Linked DNA regions of Homo sapiens: region 2 is linked to region 1. Evidence: chromatin loops called from intact Hi-C (ENCODE). Cell type or tissue: Panc1. All regions are shown on one strand. Each heading gives the region's core, and the rest is flanking DNA. Links, peaks and the distances in the headings are about the cores only.

Region 1 (7,676 bases), core at 2,815-5,314:
AATCCTTTTAAGTTCATTGTAATAGTTAGAGCTCATTCAAAAACTGATAACCTTAATTCATCTTAGTTTAGGATAAATGTAATTGCTCCTTGAAACTTTCACAGAAGGAATTTAGGCACTTAAGAATTAAAATAAAAAGCAACCATATATCATACATTAGTAGCTACATAGATAATAAATATGAGAAATGCTAAAAATACTTATGTAGATAATATAATTCATATTAATCTACATATTTTAGTCCATTTAAAAGCTCAATTTACTTTGTTTTACAGAAAGGAAAAGACAAATTTTTCAGATTAAAACATTTTCTACTACAAAATGTTTCTTACAAACTTATCTCAATTAGTAATAAATGAAAAGTGACTGCGTTATAATTAATTCCCATGTTTTTCAAAGCTATAGTCTAAAAAATATATAAATAAGAACAAAACTTTAAAAATACGATGGGTCAATAATACAAATAAAAATAGCACTGTTGGGTGAGAGGCTTATTCTATAAATGACTCACATTCCTTACACCTGAATAATACTTTGCATTTCTGAATTTCTTTCTCTTCTTAACTTCTGAAGCATTACAAAATCATGAAATTTGAAAATTAAAAGGGATTTTTAAATCAATCTAATGCATTGCTCATTCTATGAATGAGAAAACTGGCTCGCAGAGAGGTTATTTGCATTTCTCATGGTTATACAGCCTCTCCCTGGCAGAGACTTAACCAAAATTTCAACCTCTTAATTTTAGCTCTATGCCCTCTCCCCACCATTTTTCCTAGTTAGTTATTGACCGAATTTTCAAGTGAGGTTCATATTCTGTTATTCACTAAGATAAATATTAAATGCACTATCACTGCCCAGAAAAGAGGCAGGATAATCATCCTGGTTTTCCTAGTTAACAAACCTCTCCATGTATGTCAACAATATTAAGGGAAAAATAAGGGTTAAGCTAATGACACACATGCCACCTAGAGAATAAGTGAATAAGGATAAATAAGGGGAAAAAATGAGGTTAGATAGCTTCTCTTCTCTTTCGTCAGAAAACAAAAATGTGAAAGCATTTCTATTCAAATACCACAGTGTGAACTAAAATACCCACATGCCACATATACTCAGGCATTTTAATACTTGAAAAAGATCAGTCTAAGGTTATGTAATTCTGAGGTTATATCTTCTTGAAATTTAAGCCTCAGTTTCATGCACGCTGAAGAGAGAAGCAACTTAATGGTGCAAAACTTCTCAACTGAGGAACAAACTGACATTTATTTTATGAAGATTCTGAGATAGATAATGTTCTTACTTGCTAAGCTTACTAAATTTCAAGTGACTGCAATTCTTTGTCTATTACCTTGTATTGCTCCACTCATTTAACTGAACCTGCCTCTCAAAATATAGTAATAGTAATAATGATAATAAAAACAACCTCTAAGCTCACAGGCAAACAAGAGACTATGTACGAGGTATATCTGTTCTCCAAATCATACTCACAAAATGCAAATACAGTGTGCTTGAATCTGTCTTTTTTTTTTTTTTTTTTTTTTAAGACAGAGTCTCGCTCTGTTGCCAGGCCGGAGTGCAGTGGCGCGATCTGGGCTCACTACAACCTTTGCCTCCTGGGTTCAAGTGATTCTCCTGCCTCAGCCTCCTGAGTAGCTGGGACTACAGGCGCGTGCCACCACACCCGGCTAATTTTTGTATTTGTAGTAGAGACGGGGTTTTACCACGTTGGCCAGGATGGTCTTCATCTCTTGACCTTGTGATCTGCCCACCTCAGCCTCCCAAAGTGCTGAGATTCAGGCATGAGCCCCACTGCGCCCGGCTGAATCTGGCTTTTTTTTTTTCTTTGCACTACTGGTTAATTCAAATGCTTACGTTTCTAACATTTTTACATAATTATGCCTATATATTCAGAGGTTTCTTCAATTTATAATTAGAGCAATAATATGTGTTGATCTTTAAGACAAGACAAAGGGACTACAAAAGCATTTAGTAAATAGATGACCATAATGAACATTACTAACGACCAAAAGAGTAAAAGTGTAGATGGTAACATACTATGAATTTCCTAAGAAGCAACTTTCATAAATATAGATAGTATTAAATGTAGTATATATGAATTAAACATGACACATGGCATTTTAATATGTGCACATACAACATAAGTACAACATATATATTAGTATTATATTAATATACCATTGAGATACTAACATATCTTAGAATTATCTGAAAAAGGTGTAATTTTGCCAAAAAAAAAAAAAACCATATTTGAAAGCTAGGCACAGTGACTCATGCCTGTAATCCCAGCACTTTGGGAGGCCAAGGCAGGCGGATTGCTTGAGAACAGGAGTTAGAGATGAGCCTGGACAACATTGCAAAACCCCATCTCTACCAAAAATACAAAAATTAGTCGGGTGTGGTGGTGTGCACCTGTAATCTCAGCTACTCAGGAGGCTGAGGCAGGAGAATTGCTTGAACCCCGGAGGTAGAGGTTGCAGTGAGCTGAGATCACGCCACTGCACTCCAGCCTGGGCTACACAGTGAGACTCTGCCTCAAAAAAAAAAAAAAAAAAGAAAAAGAAAAAAATATCCAAGATAAGCATCTCTAAAGAAGATTCAGTTCCCAATCTGTGCGATGGTCTTCATTCAAAATAAAATATAAAAAATCCAATGACATCTAAAGTTAAAAAGCAGACAGTACATTTTAAAAAAATAATATTAAATACAACTAAACAGCATACTTATAAGAATAGAGGTTATAGCACTGAAGCCTCAAAGAACAACAAATATATCATTGAAAACCATAAAATAAAGAAAATAAAACAGCAGGTATGATCACGGAAGGGATGCCACCATTTAGCCTTTAACAAATTACATTTATCAAAGAAAGTTTTACCAACCACACTGTTCAAATGTAAATTATGCTGAGACTATAGAGGTTAAAACCATGGACTCTGTAGCCAGACTGCCTAACTCTGAATCTCAGTTCCAACACTTTCTAGTTACGCAACTTTCTCGCTGTTGCCCAGGCTGGAGTGCAGCGGCACGATCTTGGCTCACTGCAAGCTCCACCTCCCGGGTTCACACCATTCTCCTGCCTCAGCCTCCCGAGTAGCTGGAACTACAGGCGCCCGCCACCATGCCCGGCTAATTTTTACTTTTTTATTTTTTTTGGTAGAGACGGGGTTTCATCGTATTAGCCAGGATGCTCTCGATCTCCTGACCTCGTGATCCACCCGCCTCAGCCTCCCAAAGTGCTGGGATTACAGGCATGAGTCACCGCGCCCAGCCTAGCTATGCAACTTTTAAGCAGTTACTTAAGCTCTATTCTTCAGTTTCCTCATCAATTCAAAGGAGATATTAATACTTATTTCATAGGGTATCTAAATGACTTAATACATGTATATAAGATACCTGATACATATTGATATAGTTTGGATATATGTCTCCTCCAAATCTCAGGTTGAAATGTGACTTCCAGTGTTGGAGGTGCGCCTGGTGGGAGGTGTTTGGGTCATGGGAACAGAACCCTCATGAATGGCATAATAATAAAAAAAAAAAAAAAAAAAAAAAAAACCTCTTTCCTTCCCATGGGAATGAGTGAGTTCTTGTTAATTCACACAAAAGCTAGTTAAGAATCTGATGCTTCCTCCTCTTTCTCTTGCTTGCTCTATGTGATATGCCAGCTCCCCCTTTGCCTTCTGCCATGATTGTAAGTTTACTGAGGCCTTGCCAGAAGCAGATGCTAGTGCCATGCTGCTTGTACAGCCGGCAGATCCGTGGGCCAAATAAACCTCTTTTCTTTATAAATTAGCAAGCCTTTGGTACTTCTTTATGGCAACATCAACTAACAGAGAAAATTGGTACCAAGAAGTGTAGTGTTGCTATAAAGATGTCTGAAAGGCCAGGTGCAGTGGCCCACACCTGTAATCCCAGCACTTTGGGAGGATGAGGCAGAAGGATTGCCTGAGCTCAGGAGTTTGAGACCAGCCTGGGCAACACGGTGAAACTCTGTCTCTTCTAAAAATACAAAAAATTAGCCAGGTGTGATGGCATGTGTCTGTAGTCCCAGCTACTCAGGAGGCTGAGGCAGGAAAATTGCTTGAACCTGGGAGATGGGGGTTGCAGTAAACGAAAATCATGCCACTGCACTCCAGCATGGGTGACAGAGCAAGACTCCATCTAAAAAAAAAAAAAAAAAAAGATATCTGAAAATATGGAAGCAGCTTGGGAACTGGGTAATGGGCAGAGGTTGGAAGAGTTTAGAGGGCTGAGAAGAAGACAGGAAGACAAGGGACAATTTGGAACTTCTTAGAGTATTGTTAAGTGGTTGTGGCCGAATGCTGATAGCAATTGACACCAAAGGCCAGACTGATGAGGCCTCAGATGGAAATGAAGAACTTATTGGGAACTGGAGTAAAGGTCACCCATATTATGCCCTAGCAAAGAACTTGGCTATATTTTGTGCATGTTCTTGGGATCTATGGAAGTTTGAACTTAAGAGTGATAACACAGGTTTCTGGTAGAAGAAATTTCTAAGCAGTGAAGCAGTTAAGATGTGGCCTGGCTGCTTATAACAGCCTATGAATCGATACAGGAGCAAGGAAATGACTTAAAGTTGGAACTAACGGGGCCAGGCACGGTGGCTCATGCCTGTAATCCCAGCACTTTGGGAGGCTGAAGCAGGCGGATCACGAGGTCAGGAGATCGAGACCATCCTGGCTAACACGGCGAAACCCTGCCTCTACTAAAAATACAAAAAATTAGCTGGGCGTGGTGGCAGGCGCCTGTAGTCCCAGCTACTCAGGAGGCTGAGGCAGGAGAATGGTATGAACCCGGGAGGCAGAACTTGCAGTGAGCTGAGATCGTGCCACTGCACTCCAGCCTGGGCAACAGAGCAAGACTCTGTCTCAAAAAAAAAAAAGAAAAAAAGAAAAAAAAGGAAAGGCATTTTCAGGAGAGGAATTCAAGGTGGTTGTGGAGCAACCATTTGCTAAAGTGATTAGCATGACTAAAAAAGAGACAAATGATAATAGCCAAGACATGGGGGAAAGGCATTGAACGCATTTTGGAGATCTTCCAGGCAGTGCAGCCCATCACAGGCCCAGAGGTCTAAGAGAAAATAACATTTTCAGAGGCCATGCCTGGGGCTCTGCTTCCTTGCTCAGCCTCAGGACACTGCTCCCAGAATCCTGGCTGCTCCAGCTCCAGCTGATGCACAGAGCCCCAGGTACAGCTCACATCACCAGGTACAGCTAGCTCGGGCCACCAATCTGGCCTTGGTGTTTTCCACATGCTGTTAAGCCTCCAGGTGCACAGAATGCGAGAGTGAAAAAATCTTGGCAGCCTCCACCTAGGTTTCAGAGGAACCCAGGTGTCCAGGCAGAAAAGCCTGTCACAGAGACAGAGCCTTCACAGAAAGCCTCTACTAGTGCAGTGCGGAAGGGAAATGTGGAGTTGGAACCCTCACACAGAATCCCTACCAGGGAACTACCTGGTGGAGCTGTGGGAAGGGCGCTGTTGCCTTCCAGACCTTAGAATGGTAGAGCCACCAGCAGCTTGCACCCTGAGCCTGGAAAAGCCACAGGCATTTAACTCCAACCCATGAGAGCAGCCAAGGGGGCTGAATCCTGGAAAGCCACAGCAGCAGAGCTGCCCAAAGCATTTGGAGCCCACCCATTGTACTAGTGTGCCCAGGATGCAGGATATGGCATCGAAGGACATTGTTTTGAAGCTTTTAAGGTTTAATGTATGCCTGGCTGGGTTTTAGAAATATGTGGGGGCCTACTGCCTGTTTCTTTTGGTTAATTTCTCATTTTTGACATGGGAATGTTTACCCAATGTCTGTACCACCATTGTATCTTGGAAGTAAATAACTTGTTTTTGATTTTACAGGCTCATAGATGGAAGGAACTTGCCTTGAGTCCCCAGTAAGACACTGGATTTTGGACTTTTGAATCAACGATGGAGTGAGTAAAGACTTTGGAGGACTGTTAATAAAGGACAATTGTATTTTGCAATGTGGAGAAGATAAAACTGGGGAGGGGGGGCAAGGAGTGAAAGTATATAGTTTGGATGTTTCTCCCATTCAAATAACATGCTGAAATGTGATCTCCAATATTGGAGGTGGGCCTGGTGGGAGGTGTTTGGACCACAGGGGCAGATCCCTCATGAATGCTTGGCACTAAACCCATGGGAATAAGCAAATTCTTGCTGTTAGTTCACATGAAAGATGGTTGTTTAAAGGAGCCTGACACCTCCTCTTTTCTCTGTTGTTCACTCTATGTGATATACTGGCTCACCCTTTGCCTTCCACCATGATTGTAAGTTTCCTGAGACCTCACCAGAAGCAGATGTCAGTGCCATGCTGCTTGAACAGCCTGCAGAACTATGAGCCAAATAAACTTACTTTCTTTATAAATTAGCTAGCCTCAGGTATTTATAGCAATGTAAACAGACTGACAAACACAATAAGCACTATATATGTTATATCAGAGTTGCTGTTATTTGCATATATATAGCCTTTACCATTTTTTGTCCACTGTGCCAAGCCCTTTACTTGTACGGTATTACTTAATCATCCAGACAATCTATGGAGTAGGTACTATTGTTTATTGCTATTTTATAGATAATGAAGGTAAAACACAGGCAAGATAAAAGCAGAGTTCACAAATAACAAAAGAAGGTTTAAAACCTTGATATAGTTTGGATACGTGTCCCACTCAAATCTCATGTTGAATTATAGTCCCCAATGTTGGAAATGGGACCTGATGGGAGGTGACTGGATCACGGGGGTAGATTTCTCATGAATGGTTTATACCATCCTCTTGGTGCTGTTCTCATGATGGTGAGTTCTTAGAAGATCTGGCTGTTTAAAAGTATACAGCATCTCTCACATCTCTCTCTTTGCCCCTGGCCCCTGCCACATAAGATGCCTTTACCCCCTTTGCTTTCTGCCATGATTAGAAGTTTCCTGAGGCCTCCCCAGAAGCAGAAACCGCTATGCTTCCCTTACAGCCTGCAGAGCCGTAAGTCAATTAAATATCTTTTCTTAGTAAATTACCAGTCTTGGGTATTTCTTTACAGCTATGCAAGAATGGACTAATACAACTCAGCAGAATGGTTATAAATCCTCATACTTAATCATTCATTTTACAGTACTGCCTCTCAAAATAATAGACACTTTGAAATGTAATAGAATCTAGGCTCTTAATATAAATTTAGCAGGCTTACTTTTTTAATATCCAAAATTAAAAGTACTGAGTTGAAGAATGAATAAAATGGTGTAATTTTTTCATATGAGAGTCACTTTAACACTTCTTTAATTAGAAGTTCTCTTATTGCATTAAATTAGTTGTGGAAACAAAATCTAATTTATACATAATCAGAAACATGTCTCAGGGCTATGAGAAACCAGTGACAAAAGAACATTTGCAGTGGTTGCCTGACGCTGGAAATGGGGGCTATGAATGACTATAAACAGGCATAGTAATTTTTGAGGTGATGGAAATACTCTAAAAACTGGACTGTAATGATCGTTGAACAATGACAAATGTACTAAAAATCATTAAGCTCTATACTTATAATGGGTAAAATTTAATGGGACGAAAATTAGATACCACTAGAGTTGTTTTTTAAAAAGGAAATATCTGCTATTTATCAAAGGAAGTGGGTGTTTT
Region 2 (6,920 bases), core at 1-2,500, 270 kb before region 1:
ATAAACTTGCCAAGCCTGTTTTGCCTAGCAGCTCTGACAGAAAAATGGGCAATTGACTTAAATAAAAAACAAGAGGATCCATTTGGGCTCTTCATAATAAAACTGCCAAGGGGCCTTTGTTAGTTGATGTTTGAGAAGCCACAGATATATCACGTACATCTAGAAATTAAGGAGCCTGTTCTACACACACTTCTTAGGGAATTCGTGATCCAACAACATAAAGCTGAGCTTGTCTAACAGGTAAATGCAGAGTAAGGCTAGCAGGAGATTTCATAAAATGTGAAGAAAAACATTCATCACATAATGTTGTGAATTCTGTTTCTGTCCATTGTTCTTAATGCTGATGAATCCCAAAGGAGAGTAATGTATTTCTCTGCTCCACTTTTTCGGAGAGGTGAATTGTGTCTCCACAGCCTTAAATTTCAAGAGAACCTGACATTAGAAAATAATCAAACTCTCAACAAAATACACATCACTTCAAGGTGGCATTATTTATAAGAGAAAAACATTTGGAAATAGCCTCTACTTTTAGTAATTAGAATTGGTTAAATAAATCTCATATAAAACTATGAAAACTATTTTATAGTCATTAAAAATTTAGTTCTTGAATCACGTGGAAAAAATGTTTATCTTGAAATATCAGTTTTAAAAAGAACCAAACTGATTAAAATTTTGTCAAAGAAAAATTGTAAATATATTACATCTATGAAGAGGTTAAAGTCTGAAGAAGGAAAATATATAAAACTAATAAAAAAGGGTTTTTCTGGAGAACAAATTATAGGTGTCTTGTTTATTCTTTAATTATTTCTGAATTTTTCCAAGTTATCTGTAATGAACTTGTGCTACTTTTATAATCAAGAATTATATTTTAAAATCACAGAATTCAATCAGGACGAATTTCTTCCAAAAAAAATCACTAATTGATGATCAAAGAAAGCCAAATAATATGCCCTTGTATAATTACATACATTCATCTATGCAAAAAAATGAGTGAATTACATAAATAAAACCATCTGATACTATATTATACCATAGGAATAGCTACGTGTTCCTTTAGTCTTTGCAAGAGCATCTGTCACAGTGAAAATACTCCACGTGATACAGTTAATGAGAAGGTTGACGACGTATTTTTGAAAAAAGTTTTTTCTAGGACAAAATGGCTCTGTGATTTTTAATCCTTCCCAGGAAAGACACCTGCACTTAATTTCACCCTTTCTTCTAAAACCATTTATTCCATTAGTTTCACCATCTCACTTTTCACAGCAAATATTACAACTCTTCAGAAGCTCTGCAGAACTTAATAAAACAGCAAACATAGTTATATATCCAGCAGTCATTTTAGACAATTAAACGCAGTTTTCAGTTTCTCTACACGAATTTGATAAGTTGGAGCCCAGACATTGCTTTGAACTGTGATGAAAGGAGGAATTTCTGTTTCAAGCGACACCGTGCCCAATTTAAATTTTGGGAACGATCACCATAAAAAGTTGTCTTGACCAATTTATTCCACTAGATGGCAGTCTTGGGATGCTACATGTAACGAAATTGTGTAATTTCTGAACATTAACCAAAAGACTAGGAAAAAGCAAGGCCATGGGAAGGTAAAATGAGGTTTAAAACGCTACAATAAGGAAATATAAACAAGCAACGGGGAAAGATTTAGGAATCACAGCTGAGACTGATAAGGGGAAACAAAAAATGACTAGACTCTCCTATCTTTATTAAGCATGCATTTTCAGATGTATAGCTCACTCCCTTTCTTGCTTTGCTTTCATTAATCAAGCCCTCATGGAGCCAGTCCCCACCAGTGAGTGGACCAGATTCAGTGTGGCCTTGTGATGATCAACTCTGGCTTATGGCTCACATGCATGGCAAGCAAAAGTGGGGATCTAAAAATGCACAGAACTGCTTTGCTGCCCTCTGAAATGGAAGGGGAAGGGAAGATAAACAGACACCAGTTAGCAATGCAAGATGGAAGATGGATCATGTTCCTATACCTCCCAAGATACCACTTTATGCTAACTGAATGATTCATCTTTTTATGCTAAAGAAAACTACTTTGAATTAAAATTAGGCCATTTCAGAATCCCAGCAGTTTGAGATCACATCACTGATTCTTTCTGACTGAAGTAAAAGCTGGAAGTGTAGCCTTACAAAGACTTGAAACTGAAAAACACTTTTTGCCCAGAATAGAGAGGACATGTAACAGTACCTCATGCCTCTCATCAGGCTGTAGCATTGCAGGTAACTGCTTAATGTGGCTTTCTATGCTTTTCCTCTTTGGACCCTTACTTTTTCCAGTACTGGTTATGAAATGGAATTCAGGCTTCAGTTATTTCAGGAATGCCACAGATGAACTCAGCAGCACTAAACCACCTGAGAACCCAAGGACAAAGAACTATCGCTGAGTCTCTCATAATTGGTCCTTATCCTTCCACTAAAGTCATCACTATTTGAGACTGAATTGCTAGTACAAAGACTGAGTAGAAATCACCTAATGGCATTCATTTACTGGGTCAAGAAGGCTGTTTATTTTATTCTTAGAAAACACTGTTAATTCTTTAGTCTCCCCTTTCAAGAATTCATCTAGCACAATATTTGTCTGTAATTCTTATTAGTAAACCAGGGCAACTCCACAGATGTAGGAGAATGGTGTCAGGTGACTGCCTCATTATGAATGTCAGACTGAAGTTTAGGATATGAATTTCTAATTTTAAAAAATAGTCAATCAGGATGATAAAAATTTAGATAATCCTCAAATGCCAAAATGCTAAAAAAAAAAAAAAAAAGAAAGAAAAGAAAAAAGAAGCCATTGAATAGCACATCATTAGGAATAATGTGGAATAGAATACAAGCATCATCACGTACGCTATTACAAAAACTTAGTGACTATATATTTTTACCTAATCAAATATTGTTATTCGTTTCAACAGAAAGTAAATACTTTCTTTATCATCCAAATTGTCCATCTATATTGCACTAAATGTGTACCTGAAAATTTCCTGTTCAAGAATCTGTATGTATTATGTTTTGAAATTCAGTGTACAATAAATCCACTGTAAATCTATAAAATAAATACGTACTTGAACAGAGATGCTCATACAAGCATACATTGGGATAATATGAATGGAATGAATGAAAATATTGAATTAAGAAGTTTGATATGGAAAATATAAGACAATGGATATATTTTTCCTGGGGACTTGGTAGGTCTTCTTAAAAGGCATAAAGGAAAATATTAATAATTTTGGCAATATTAAAATTTATAACTTTGTTGCAAAAGGCATAACAAAATTAAAATATAAGAGATTGAGTGAAGTTATTTCCATTGTGCCTCCAAGACAAAGGATTAGAACCCAGAATATATATAAAGAATACAAATTACCCAACAAAAACAAATTGGCAAATATACCCAGCAAATCTCAGGTTAGGACAAAGTATATAAATATGATCCCAACTCTTCTGTGAGCCAAGGGAAAGGCTAAAGTAAAAAAAGGACAGTTGAAAGCAGAGGTGGAAATGGAGGGAAGACAGAAGATAATTTCATTGCCTTTGCATCTCCTCAGCTGTTGGCTACAATTTTTTTAAACTTTTACTTGCCTACCATTTATTTCAACTTTTGTACATGAATTAACTATGTTTTTTTAAAAAAAAAAAGTCCAGATTTCCCTAGTTTATTGTATCAAGAAAGCCTTAAACTCTATTCACAATAACTCAAAGACACCAATGCCAGGTAGAAGAGGAGGTGGTTGAAGAAAAAGAACAGACACTCTATTGCATACAAAGATGTAACGAACATTTTTAAAAGAACAATGGTCAAGTCTAGCCTTTAGGTGTAGATTTGATTCTGCATCAAGATGATGAATGAAATCCTGTGTATGGATGGCACTCAAATTTCAGATATGGTTCTGAGATTCTGACAAAGTGGACCACTTTAAACCAGGTCTTGTCTAGGAAAATCATAAGCAACTCAGCCCAGGCTTTACAAGTTGGCAATACAGATTTCCACAAGAGAGCAGCACGTCCTCAGTTTTGAAAAGTACGTTGGTGTGTTTTGCTTCCGTTCTCCACTCCAGATTTTTTTTTCCTTTCATACCAATGGCTGCTAAACACAAACATGTTTGGCTTCATCTGGGAACACTGATGTGAACAGAATACATTCCTCCTCTATGCAGGCACAGGTGAGATTCTACTGCACACATGCTTATCATTTGCAAGAACACAGACCTGACCCAGCATAAAGAATGTGTTAAATGACAATGGGGACAGTGGAGAGCTGTTCGAGATTATGTAATCTCATTCTACACAAGCTGATAGAATTTTTCTCTTTATTAAGCATTGTTTACCCTCAGAAAATTTATCTTCCTCTCTTGGGTGAGTATATATTCACCAAAAACTTACAGCAACATGTACTGCTTATGTAAACATACGATGGATAGAGGTACTGTTTTCAACTTAAAAATATATATATTTATACAATTTAGAACCTTGTTTCCAAGGCAATTAAATTACAATGTTTTCATCTTGACTGAGTACCAAAAAGGTGCCAGGTTCTATAGTTCATATGGAAATAAAGTTAGGAGGGTATTAATAATATAAGAATTCAGTTTTTATTGTCTTTAATTTTAACACACAAAAAGAAAAATTGAATTTTGCAGTAAATATATTTTCCAAATTGGTAAAAGTTATTTTAATCTCAAATCTTACTGTCTGCATAGACTACTTAAGCATTTTGTAATTTAAGTAATTTTGATTTAATGAAACATCAAAGAACCTAAAAGTAAAATCCTCTGTTTTTTACCCTTATTATCTATAAAACAGATTTGTTTTGTTGGGTTTTGTTTTTGTTTTAAATTCCCTGAAGCTTGGGTTGTTTTCCAGGGTGAATTATTTACTAATACCTATTACCCTCAAAAAAGGAGATTTCCCATCAAACTACTGGCATCCACTAAGTAATAATAACCTAAGAAATCAGCTGTGCAAAAAAAGCTACCTAAAGGGGCCAGGAATGAATTACTTGTTTCATAGATAATTCTGTCTCTGCACAAAAGAAACAGGGGAGGGCTGCATTGTTCTTTTGATAACAAATAATAGAGACCTTCTCTTATTTTCTCCTTTGCCTGCTCCAGGAATGAAGATGGAAATTTAACGCAAAGCATCCTGGTCCTTGCTCATTATGATTCTGTAAAGTCCTGCCATTTAGGAAATGTGTCTCAATTTCTGTGGAGATGAAGCAGGAAGGTCAGACTGAGCTTTAATCAAGGTATCTCCCTGCTGGGGTAGGAAGGCTTCCCTCCCCTCATATATGTGGCTTTAATTTGACCGCTTTTTTTTTTTTTTTTTTAAGTGCCTGAAGCCATGTCAGGGTCTGGCCATGGCTGCTATTCACTTAATCCCTGAAGCCCAGTGAGTATACTGATATTGTCATTGACAATTTACTCTTGCGGTATTTTTCTGCTAAACTGAGAGGGATTTTGTCACTGGTGCACTATCAAAAATACATGAAGGACTTGCCCCTTATTAAGAGATGCCATGTCAGTTGAGGTCACATTTATAATGAAACCCCAGCAATGAGGAGTCTCCATCCCTCACAGGAAACAAGGAAAAAAGCAGAACTCTTAAATTGCTCTATGCTGCAAGGAGGATTAGCCTCCTCCTGGGGAAAATGTAGTGGGCTGTCATGCCATTTTGTTCAAAGGATTTCCCCTTCTTCTCGCTGCCTTGAACTCCTTGTCATCGTCTCTCCCCTCACCCTGCCCCACCAGCATCCCCAATGCACGGGCACGGCCCCCAACCCCTTTGGCAATCTTCTTCATCCCTTTTATTTCATAAGAATTTCTTTTCTTTTTCCAGTGTCCTAGATGCTATAATTCATTCTGCATTAGGTGGGGATTACTGATTGACTCCCGAGAAGTCTGGAAAGTTAGACATTGATAAATCAGGTAGTTCTTGGGTTAAGAAGGGTGTCATACATGCTGCCAGACTTGATACTAGGTATGCCAGCTAAATTTTCCTCTTCAATTTGAAAGTCTCTCAAATCCCACTGAAGTGGTAGACTATATGCATTAAAAACAAAACTTGATTGCTGTTCATCAAGTTTGAAAGAATATAGGTTTCCACCCTTGGGCATTAGACATATGAAATGGTTATGAGTGGGGCAGCCAACCCTAGACAAAACCATAGGAATGGGAATCCTGTCACTGCCCCCTCCGCCACAATTACCCTTGTCAGCCCCCTCTCCCGAGGCACCTTTTCTTCCCCATTCTTCCTCTGGCTGGCTATCTGTTGCCAGTTAAGGGATTATTAACGTTATTTTAAATTGGAAACATTTTCAGACAGGTTTGCAACTGAAAAGTGAGAATCAAGAAAGTTCTTCCATATGGCCTTTGGAAGTCTGCTTACCTGAGTTCTAAATAAAATCTCCAAAACAACTTCAAGGATGTTGTTTGTAATTAGGGACTTTCAAGGAGGTTAGGAGCTTCTCCATGTTGTCCTCTTTCTTTACTTTAACAGACTGTTCCTAATGAAATACCTGTCCTTTTGCTAAAATACCTTGAACTAAGATATTAATATTAAGAGATTAAGTAACAGTGCTTCAAGAAATAGAAAAAACCATTCTGTTAATGCCACAAATATTCCCCTCCCAACTTTTTGGTTGTCAAAATCACCTGCTCTTACTAGATAACACCTAGACTTTTCTAAACCATTTACAAGACACATTAACAAAGTGTCTTGGAAGCTGTGTCTCACCTCCCAGTTGTCAGCCCGGAGACTGCCCAATATCCAATGTCAAGGGATGCAAAGTTTGATTCTTATCTACAAGTCTTGGCCTTCCTAACCTGATAACAGCCATGTTCTCTCTCAATATTTATATTCTTACATTTGCTAAGGCTCTTAATTGAGAGCAACAAAATCAGGCT

The links. Hi-C counts contacts between places; a loop is a spot of excess contacts. Peaks named below come from ENCODE experiments on the same cell type or tissue, not always from the same donor. Only the 100,000 strongest peaks of a DNase experiment are listed, where the experiment ranks them.
Region 2: a loop joins it to region 1, with 2.7 times the contacts of the local background. A loop is called at or near these places in 3 of 110 quality-filtered maps.

Annotation. Positions count from the first base shown.
Region 1 is chr7:11,071,462-11,079,137 of GRCh38, reverse strand. The region is part of intron 16 of PHF14 (PHD finger protein 14); the gene reads right to left. Among named protein-coding and RNA genes, the nearest start is that of PHF14, 100 kb to the right of the region's middle. In Panc1, for the core only: no CTCF peak of the experiment used is centred there; no DNase peak of the experiment used is centred there.
Region 2 is chr7:11,338,609-11,345,528 of GRCh38, reverse strand. It overlaps LOC124901590 (a long non-coding RNA gene), which reads left to right and starts at 4,087. Exons shown (of 3, transcript XR_007060212.1): 1 at 4,087-4,181; 2 at 5,130-5,263; 3 at 5,348-6,920. In Panc1, for the core only: CTCF peaks have their summits at 1,317 and 1,518 (motif pointing right); a DNase peak (open chromatin) is centred at 1,528; H3K4me3 peaks cover 205 bases.